Linked DNA regions of Homo sapiens: region 2 is linked to region 1. A link is an interaction called in ENCODE POLR2A ChIA-PET data of the cell type or tissue named here. Cell type or tissue: PC-9. All regions are shown on one strand. Links, peaks and the distances in the headings refer to the core of each region. The heading gives the core; the rest is flanking DNA.

Region 1 (5,383 bases), core at 86-5,085:
TGCTCCAAAAAATAGATATATTCATGGCCAATTGGCACATGAAAAGATGCTCAATATCATTAGTTATCAGGCAAATGCAAATTGAAACCACAGTGAGATACTACTACACACCTACTGGAATGGCTAACCCTAAAAGACTGACAATACCATGTGTTGGCAAGGATGTGGAGTAACTGGAACTTTCATATATTCCTGATGGAAAAACAAAATTGTGCAACCATTTTGGAAAACAGTTTAGCAGTCTCTTATAAGGTTAAACACATATACTGTATGACCCAGCAAACCCACTCTTAGATATTTATTCAAGACAAATGAAAATGAATGTTCATAGCTGCTTGTAATACTACTTAATAAAAAAAGGAATGTTGCCAGCACTTAGGAATGAAAAAAAAAAGGGTGGGGGGAATAACTATTGATACATGCAACAACCTGGATGGGTCTCAAAAGAATTGAGCTAAGTGAAGAAGCCAAGTGTGAAAACTATATGCTGTATCATATGAAATTCTAGAAAAGCCTGGAAGCAGATCAGTGATGGCCCTGAGCTCAGGGGCTGGGGTGTGGGATTGACTGCAAGGGGGCAGGAGAGTACTTGCCGGAATAAAGGAAATGCTCTGTATCTTGATTGTGGTGGTGGTTACAAGGGTGTATAGATTTGTTAAAACCCATTGAACTATATATTTAAAATGGGTACATTTTATTGTATATAAATTGTACTTTAACAAAGTTAATTTTTTTAAAATGGTTTCAGGCTGGGCACGGTGGCTCATGCCTGTAATCTCAGCGCTTCGGGAGGCCGAGGCAGGTGGATCACCTGAGGTCAGGAGTTTGAGACCAGCCTGACCAACATAGTGACACCCCATCTCTACTGAAAATACAAAATTAGCTGGGTGTGGTGGTGCATGCCTGTAAATCCCAGCTACTTGGGAGGCTGAGGTAGGAGAATCGCTTGAACCCGAGAGGCGGAGGTTGCAGTGAGGCGAGACTGTGCCACTGCACACTCCAGCCTGGGCGACAGCGAGACTCCATCTCAAAAAAAAAAAAAAAAATAGTTTCAACCTGGGCGTGGTGACTCACCTCTGTAATCCCAGCACTTTGGGAGGCTGAGGTGCGTGGATCACCTAAGGTCAGGAGTTTGAGACCAGCCTGACCAACATGGTGAAACTGCATCTCTACTAAAAATTCAAAATTAGCTGGGTGTGGTGGTGCACACCTGTAATCCCAGCTACTTGGGAAGTTGAGGCAGGAGAATCGCTTGGACCTGGAAGCAGAGGGTACAGTGAGCTGAATTTGCACCATTGTACTCCAGCCTGGGTAACAAGAGCAAAACTCTGTCTCAAAAAAACAAAACGAAATGAAACAACAACAAAATAAATAAAGGTTTCATATTCTTTAACACTCCTCTCTTCAAGAGGTGGCATCTCTGTTCCCTCTCCTTGAATCTGGTGGTCTTATGACTACTGTAAGCAAGAGAGTATGGAAATGACTCTGTGTTACTTCTGAGGCTAGGTTATAAAAAGTCATGCAGCTTCCCCATGGTTCTTTTGGGATACTTGCTCTAGAGGAAGCCAGCTGCCATGTAAGAAGTCTATCTCCTATGAGACAACCATGCTGGAGAGGCTGAGTATAGGTACTGTGGTCCACCATTCTAGCTGACCCCACCTTATAACCCACAAAGTGCCAGACATGTGAACAAAGTCATCTTGGACTGTCCCAGCTGGCCCATCCATCCTCTAAGTATAGCTGAGTTAATCTCAGTTGAAGCCACAGGAGCGAGAGATCACCAATTACTAACCTACAGGATCTGTGAGCTGTAATAAAGTGGTGGTGGTTTTATGTTATTTATTTATTTTATTATTATTTTTTTTTGAGACAGAGTCTTGCTCTGTTGCCCAGGCTGAGTGCAGTGGCACGATCTTGGCTCACTGCAAGCTCCACCTCCCAGGTTCACGCCATTCTCCTGCCTCAGCCTCCCAAGTAGCTGGGACTACAGGTGCCTGCCACCATGCCCGGCTAATTTTTGTGTGTGTGTGTGTATTAGTAGAGACCAGGTTTCACTGTGCTAGCCAGGATGGTCTCGATCTCCTGACCTCGTGATCCGCCCACCTCGGCCTCCCAAAGTGCTGGGATTACAGGTGTGAGCCACCACGCCTGGCCTATTTTATTTATTTTTAATTTTTTTTTGTAGAGACCAGGTCTCTCTGTGTTGCCCAGGCTCACCTTGAACTCCTAGGCTCAAGTGATCCTCCCGCCTCAGTCTCCCAAAGTGTTGGGATTACAGGCATGAGCCACTGCACCCAGCCCAGGTTGTTGTTTTAAACTAATTAGTTTTGTTAGTGTATTAGTTGTCTATTATTGCACAACAAATTACTCCAAAATTTAGCAATTCAAGACAATAATAATCATTTATTATCTCCCAGTTTCTGTGGATCAGGAATTTGGGAGCAACTTCATTGGGCAGTTGTAGCTTGTTGTAACTCATGAGGTCAGATGTTGGACAGATTCTATCTCTGCCTGAAGGAGTTCTCATTTTAGGGGAAGTGATGAGCAATCAAGTTATTCTGCAATTATAAAACAGTTGGATACTTTCCAGAAAAGGGGTAAAAGCAAGGTGCTGTGGAAAACCTAATCCAGTCTTGAGAGTCAGGGAAAATTTTCCAGAGGAATTGAGATCTAAATTAAAACTTGACAATGAGCAGGAACTTGACAATGTGCAGGAAGACTGGAACATTGAGTGGGAGGGCCTGGGACAGAGGGCATTGCAAACACAAAGCCCTAGAGGTAAAAACGAAAATGATGAGTTTCTAATGGAGCAGAAGAGATTACCATGGTTGGATAATAGGCTCCCAGGGATAGGAGAGAAGTGAGACAGGAGGCTGGAGAAGCAAGTAGGGACAAATCATGGCGGGTCCTCTGAGCCATACAGAAGATTACAGGCTCTGTGATGATGACAGAAGTTCACTCTGGCAAGTGTAGAGGAGGCTGGGAACAGGCAGGACAGGGTCAGGTTCCAGAATGAGTTCCACTGACCACAGTTTCAATCTTTCTTTTGCCTAAGGGTCACTCACTTGGTTCCAGTTTCTGGTCCAAGGAGCTTGTCTCAGGCTCTGCCCTTTGCAAGATTGCAGTGACTGGCAAAAAGAATGACCTCATCTCTTTGGCTCAAGTTATCAGCTTGCCTAATCTCTGAAGTCTTCTATGACTCAGGTGAGATGCCCACCTCCACACCAGGAAGTAGTCTATGAAACTACTATTACCACACCACCAGAGAATATGTGGAGTAACACTACCTCACATCTGGAGAATGAGGCAGTATACATTCTAACTTCCATATTTTAAGAACTGTGTTTATGGAAAGGAAAATAAAATGACATTTTCAGGAATATGTACCAATATTAGCAAACCCAAGGTACTGTGCTCCATTTTTAAATAAGGGAATAATAAGGTTGTGAATTACTCCCTACACGCTTCATATGGTTTTGAGGACATACTATTTTACCCTTTATACAGCACACTAGCTAAGAACACCCACTGCCAGAAGACCACTTTCTTATTCTATGTAAATGAAATGTCTACAAAAGGCAAATTTACTGAGACAGAAATTGAGAGGCTTCAGCTAGGGCTTACACGATAGAGTCACCAACAGGGGGACTGCTTGGAGAGGAGGCTGTCCAAGTGAAGCCATCAACAGTTGAAAGGGGTATTGCAGAGAAGAATATTCTTTGACCCTGAAATTGAAAAATCCTTCTTCTATCGAATGCCCCTGACTTTGGGAACTACCCACTGAGGCATCTGGTGAGACTGAGAGATATACTTTCTGTAACCACACTTTGTTGATGCTTATTTTGTTTAAGAACATGAACTTGGGGTCAGTTCAGGGTTCTGAAGCTGCTTACTAGTTGTGTGACCTTGGATGAGTTACTCTACCTTTCTGTGTCTCAATTTCCTTATCTATAAAATGGACATAATATTGCATACTTCTCAGGGCTGTTCTGAAGATTACTGGGTACAATTCCTGGCACATAGTAGGTTCTCAATAAATGTTAATTCTTCCTTGTAGCCTTTTAACTGTTATGTGAGAATGCTGGAAAGTAGGAGAATGTGAAACTTTTCTGTGTCACATTTCCCATGTAACCAGAGAGGGCTTTCTCCACCTAGTTAGTGTCTAAATTTGATGGGACCCAAATATGCATCTTGGACCCAGCTCCAAGCCTGCACACACACACTCAGCATCAGTTAGATGGCTCACAGTCGCACCATGCCCCAAACTCATTATCTTCCACCCCCTCCAATTTGCCCCTCCTCCTCAAGGCTATGTTCCGTATTTAGTAAATGACACCAGCCTCCACTTAGCTTTTCAAACCTGAAGATTAGGAGTCATTCTAGACTGTTATTTTTTATTTTATTTTTATTTTTGAGACAGAATCTTGCTCTGTCACCCAGGCTGGAGTGCAGTGGCATGATCTTGGCTCACTGCAACCTCTGCCTCCCAGGTTCGAGTAATTCTTCTGCCTCAGCCTCCCAAGTAACTGGGATTTCAAGAGTGTGTCAGCACACCCAATTTGTGTTTTTATTACAGACAGGGTTTCACCATGTTGGCCAGGCTGGTCTTGAACTCCAGACCTCGAGTGATCTGCCCGCCTCGGCCTCCCAAAGTGCTGGGATTATAGGCATGAGCCACCATGCCTGGCCCATTTTAGACTCTTTAATTTTCCTCACCTCCAGATCTAAACAAGCTTCAAGTTTCAGCAGTCTATTGACAGATTCCATTGGCCACAGCTGGAACTGAACACATTCTACAGTAGATTTAACCGAGTCATTAATTTTCATCCAAAAGTATTTTGGATGATATTTGTTGAGCAGCTACTATGAGCTAGGCACTATGGTAGGCTCTCTCTTCACTGCCTCCTCCCTAGTACAGGTCCCAATCTTTCCTGAGTTGACTGATGAGATGGCTTCCTACCCAGCTATCCTGAATTCATTCCTGTCTTCGCATTCTTCCACAGACCCATTCCCTTGTTTAAGACCATAAATGACTTTCCACAGATCTCTTAGGAAAGAGTTTCTGACATGGCTGATAAGGCCCTCCAAGATCCAGGCCCACCCAGGTCTAGGTCAGGTCCCCTTGTTATATGCTCCAGTTGGGTTCCCCCAAAAACACCCTTATATGGGGGTTTTAGTGCAAGTAGTTTATTAGGGAGGGAGTCTTAGAAAGCTATGGTAGGAAAATGGGGAGATGAGGGAGGAAGAAAAGCCAATCAGGATACGCTAACAAACAAGTTATTGGGAGATGGGTAACTGGGGCTTGGTTTCACTGAGAACCCTGGGAGACAGGAGAAAATACGCTCAGAATTGTCTTACCCAAAGGGTGAGGAAGCTGGGTGGT
Region 2 (5,383 bases), core at 170-5,169, 480 kb before region 1:
GAAGTTAAGAAATCTGTTCACATCACATCATTCAGTACAGAATCATAAGCACTGCCAAAATTTTTCTCTTTTTTTTTTCCTTTTTTTTTGAGACAGGGTCTCACTCTGTCATCCAGGCTGGAGAAGAGTGGTGCGATCTTGGCTCACTGCAGCTTCATCCTCCTAGGCTCAAGTGATCCTTCCACTTCAGCCTCCCAAGTAGTGGGACTATAGGCACGTACCACCATGCCTGGCTAAGTTTTTTATTTTTTGTAGAGGCAGATTCTCACTGTGTTACGCAGGTTGGTCTGGAACTCCTTGGCTCAAGTGATCCATCCACCTCAACCTCCCGAAGTGCTGAAATTACAGGCGTGAGCCACCATACCTGGCCCCAAATTTCTTAACATGAAATTTGTTTCACTTGAATAACTCTCTACCCTCCAGCTCCCATAAAATTATGCTAGACTTATTACTTAATAAATTCTCAGTTCAATCAAGTGCCTGAAGTTACTTTAGCAAGCCTCTCCCTAACCCTGATGTGCTAGTTAGCAAGGTTTTCCCAATATAATCAAACTTAAACCCACAAGCTTGAAAGGGCACCTGAAAGGCTGAAAAATATAAACCTATTACAAATTCACCTATTCTTATATTTTAATGATACACCATTTCCTACTATGAATACTAAGCCTAATCTTTTATATATAAATTAAGAATTCTGACAGTTTAAACATTCAAAAAGTTTTCCAAACAACTAGTAAAGAACCACCCAAAACATTTTAATAGCATTTTATCATTTGTTTAATGTTGGTATGTTCTAAGTCTCTAAATATATTAAGTTGCTTTATTTTTCTGTAATAAAACATTCTGCTTTACCATCACAAATATTGCCCTGAAAATTTGTTTTCATGAATAAAACTATGAATAGTCTTGTTATAATGGAAATGATGAAAAACAATTTATTTTTTAAAAAGCCAATGGGCCAAACATATTGGTGTGCATCTGCGGTCCTACCTACTTGGGAGGCTGAGGTGGGAGTACTGTTTGAGCGCAGGAGTTCTAGGTTGTAGTGCACTACGCTGGTTGGGTGTCCACACTAAGTTTGGTAGCAATATGGTGCCCTCCTAGGAATGAGAGACCATCAGGTTGCCTAAGAAGGGGTGAAACAGCCTAGTTCGGAATGGAGCAGGTTCAAAACTTCATGCTGATCAATAGCGGGATCATATCTGTATATAGCCACTGCACTCCAGCCTGGGCAACATAGTGAGACCACATCTCTTAAAAAATAAATAAAAATAAAATGTAAAAATAAAATAAAAAGCAGACAATAAAAGAACTAGTATTATCATAATGAAAACAAATCCATTTTCCCATACTGGATCAAGTATTACTCTGGGATTGAGTTTTAGACTGTTTAACTCTACAAGAGAAAACATATGTCACTGAGAAACTATTAAAGTTTCAGATACAGTAATTGGATTAACTCATTTTTTATTGAACTTTCTCCAGATTGGATGAAATAATACAATAAGGAAATGTCTGTGTTCTTATGATCCTAAAGTGCCTCCCCAATCTCTTACGTGTCACAAGAGAAAAGACAGCCAAAAGTACAAAAAGGATAGAACATTTTCACTGTTCCCTAAGCATCTCCTGTAGGGAATAACCAAAAAGAAATACTGTGCCCCATTCCAAATTCAAAACATTGGCAAAACTGTGGCAAGAACAGGCAAAGATGGGGGAAATTAAATTGACAATTTGATTGGTATGTCTCAAAAAACAACCAATGTGTCCTGGTCTAGTGGCTGGTGACCAACTTCACCTTAATCAATGCAATGTACTCTGGGTACAAATTAGCTTGCTTCTCCTACTGTATTGCTTATGATTATTATATAGATATAAGTATTTATTTAATCTTTCATGTTTTCCAACTGAATCTTTCTGTTTTCCAACTGATATCACGTTTGTCAAAAAAACTATAAAAGTATCTATTTACATTTATTTCTTTCCTTTTAAAATCAATACATAAATACTCATATATTTATATTTTACTTTTTTTTTTTAAGACAGGGTCTCACTCTGTCCCCCAGGCTGGAGTGCAATGGTATGATTGCAGATCACTGTAACCTCTGCCTCCTGGGCTCAAGCAATCCTCCTGAGGCCTCAGCCTCCCAAATAGCTGGGACCAGAGGCATGAGCCACTACAATCAGCTAATTTTTGAATTTTTTGTAGAGATGGGTTTTGCTACGTTGCCCAGGCTGGTCTTGAACTCCTGAGTTCAAGTGATCCACCTGCCCCGGCCTCCCTAAGTGCCAGGATTATAGGCATGAGCTACCGTGCCCAGCCTATATTTTACTTTAAAATAAGCAGTTGAGAGCTCCCAAGTGAGTATCAAGAGAACATGCTTGATGATGGATGCAGAAAAATATGTTCATGATTTTGTCTTTTCAACCAATGTTGGAACCACTAAATATCCATTTGCCAAAAAAAATTTTTTTGACAGATTCCTTGCAATAAATATTAAATTTAATTCAAATTGGATCCCAGTTATAAAGGTAAAATCTAAAACTATTAAAACCTCTAGGAGAAAGTCTTTGCAACCTTGGGTTAGGCAAAGATTTCTTACATCAAAAGCACAACCCAGAAAAGAACAAACTGAAAAATTAGACTTCATCAAAATTTAAAACTTCTCTACAAAAAACACTGCTAGAGGGGATGGGAAAAAACAAAAACACTGTTAGAGAAAAGAACAGCAACAGACTGGGAAAAAATACTTTCAAATCACATACCTGATAAGGAACTTGTATCAAGAATATATATACACATGTACATATATACACACACACACACATATACATATACACATATATATACATACACACACACACATATAGAACTCTTAAAACAACTTTAAGAAAACAACCCTATTAAAAACATGTAAACGATTTGGATATTAACCAGAGAAGATATATAAATAGCAAATAAGAACATTAAAAAATGCTCGGAGGCCGGGCATGGTGGCTCACACCTGTAATCCCAGCACTCTGGGAGGCTGAGGTGGGTGTATCACTTGAGGTCAGGAGTTCGAGATCAGCCTGACCAGCACGGTGAAACCCTCTCTACTAAAAAAAATATAAAATCAGCAGGGTGTGGCGGTGCTCACCTGTAATCCCAGCTACTCAGGAGGCTAAGGCAGGAGAATTGCTTGAACCTGGGGATGGAGGTTGCAGTGAGCTGGGATGGCACCACTGCACTCCAGCCTGGGTGACAGAGTGAGACTTGGTCTCAAAAAGAAAAAAAGAAAACTGCTCAATATCACTGGTCATTAGAAAAATGCAAATTAAAACGACAAGGGAATACTACCACACACCTATTAGAATGCTTAAAACTGACCATACCAAGTGTTGATCAGAACATGAAAGAACTGGAACTTTCATACACTCTTGGTTGAAATGTAAAACAAGGCCAGGCGTGGAGACTCGCGTCTGTAATCCCAACACTTTGGGAGGCTGAGGCAGGCAGATCACCTGAGGTCAGGAGTTCGAGACCAGCTTGGCCAACATGGTGAAACCCCATCTCTACTAAAAATACAAAAATCAGCCGGGCATAATGGCGGGTGCCTATAATTCCAACTACTCAGGAAGCTGAGGCAGGAGAATCACTTGAACGTGGGAGGCAGAGGTTGCAGTGAGTCGAGATCATGCCACTGCACTCCTGCCTGGGCAACAGAGTGACACGTGGTCTCAAAAAAAAAAAATGTAAAACAAAACAACCATGTTGGAACGTAGTTTGACAATTTCTTAAAAGGTAAAACATTTAATTACTGTATGATGCAGCCATTCTACTCCTAGATATTAACCCAAGAGAAATGAAAGCATAGGTCCATACAAAGATTTGCGGACAACTGTTCACAGCAGTTTTATTTTTATGAGCCAAAAACTAGTAACAACCCAAATGTCCATCAGCAGGCAAACAGCTAAACAAATTGTGGCATATCCATACAATGGAATACTACCCAGCAATAAAAAGGAATGAACACCATATAAAAGTGAAAAAAACGGGCCAGGCACAGTGGCTAACACCTATAATCCCAGTACTTTGGGAGGCCAAGGCGGGTGGATCACAAAGTTAGGAGTTCAAGACCAGCCTGGCCAACATGGTGAAACCTCGTCTCTACTAAAAATACAAAAATTAGCCAGGCATGGTGGTGCACGCCTATAATCCCAGCTACTCAAGAGGCTGAGGCAGGAGAATCACTTGAACCCAGGAGGTGGAGGTTGCAGTGAGCCGAGATCACACCATTGCACTCCAGCCTGAGCAACAGTGTGAGACTCTGTCTCAAAAAAAGTGAAAAAAATGAACACCACAATCAAAAGGATCGACATAACATGAATGACTGTAAAAATAATTATTCTGAGTAAAAAAAGCCAGACAAAAAAAAGAATGCATACTGTATGACTTCATCTATATAAAACTCTAGAAAATGCAAACTATTTTATAGTGACATAAAGTACATCAGTAGTTGCCTAGAGTGGAGAAGAGGTGGTGGAAACAGGTCCATTCATTGATTGTGGTGACAGTTTCTCAAGTGTAGCTATATCAAAATTTATCAAACTGTACACTTCAAATATGTGCAATTAACTGTGTGTCAATTATACATCAATAAAGCTACCACAATCTGTTAATAAAAAATAAATTTTCTTTGCTTTGCTTTTTGAGACAGAGTTTCACTGTTGTCACCCAGGCTGGAGTGCAATGGCACGATCTTGGCTCACTCCAACCTCCACCTCCCAGGTTCAAACGATTCTCCTGCCTCAGCCTCCCGAGTAGCTGGGATTACAGGCGCCTGCCAGCACGCCCAGCTAATTTTTGTGTTTTTAGTAGACAGGGTTTCACCACGTTAGCCAGGCTGGTCTCAAACTCCTGACCTCAAGTGATCCACCTGCCTCGGCCTCCCAAAGTGCTGGGATTACAGGCGTGAGCCACCATGCCCAGCCCTCTTTGTTCTTTACAAGATTTCTTAAGAAAGGATAAAAGCCTGCTTAAAAAGGAAACTGAAAAATTAAAATTGGGTCCAATGGATTCTGATGGTGTATCAATAGTTAGAATACATCATATATAAATCAAATATATCTAAACACATATATCCATGATTTCATAATTCTTTAAAAAAATTGTTTTAAGTACCTTTGAAGGATGCTAGGGAATCAACTCATTTTTGAACATTCATACATAAAGAGAAAGAATGAAGCATTTATCCTGCCTTTCCTATGACAACTCCACCCCTGGGTAACAAAACAGTAGATATGCAAGTTTATCTCTACAGACTTTACAGATATTAAAAAAAATGACAAAATTAGAATATTATCACTTTGAACCCCTACTCAATTAATAAATTACAAACAAATG

The links. Peaks named below come from ENCODE experiments on the same cell type or tissue, not always from the same donor. Only the 100,000 strongest peaks of a DNase experiment are listed, where the experiment ranks them.
Region 2: POLR2A ChIA-PET joins it to region 1 with 8 read pairs; 2 of 35 experiments call an interaction of 5 or more read pairs at or near these places.

Annotation. Positions count from the first base shown.
Region 1 is chr11:85,842,398-85,847,780 of GRCh38, reverse strand. It overlaps a transcript of SYTL2 not described here. Among named protein-coding and RNA genes, the nearest start is that of CCDC83, 10 kb to the left of the region's middle. In PC-9, for the core only: no CTCF peak of the experiment used is centred there; DNase peaks (open chromatin) are centred at 2,560 and 3,150; H3K4me3 peaks cover 368 bases; H3K27ac peaks cover 2,939 bases.
Region 2 is chr11:86,319,884-86,325,266 of GRCh38, reverse strand. The region is part of intron 2 of HIKESHI (heat shock protein nuclear import factor hikeshi); the gene reads right to left. It also overlaps the pseudogene RN7SL225P. Among named protein-coding and RNA genes, the nearest start is that of HIKESHI, 20 kb to the right of the region's middle. In PC-9, for the core only: no CTCF peak of the experiment used is centred there; no DNase peak of the experiment used is centred there.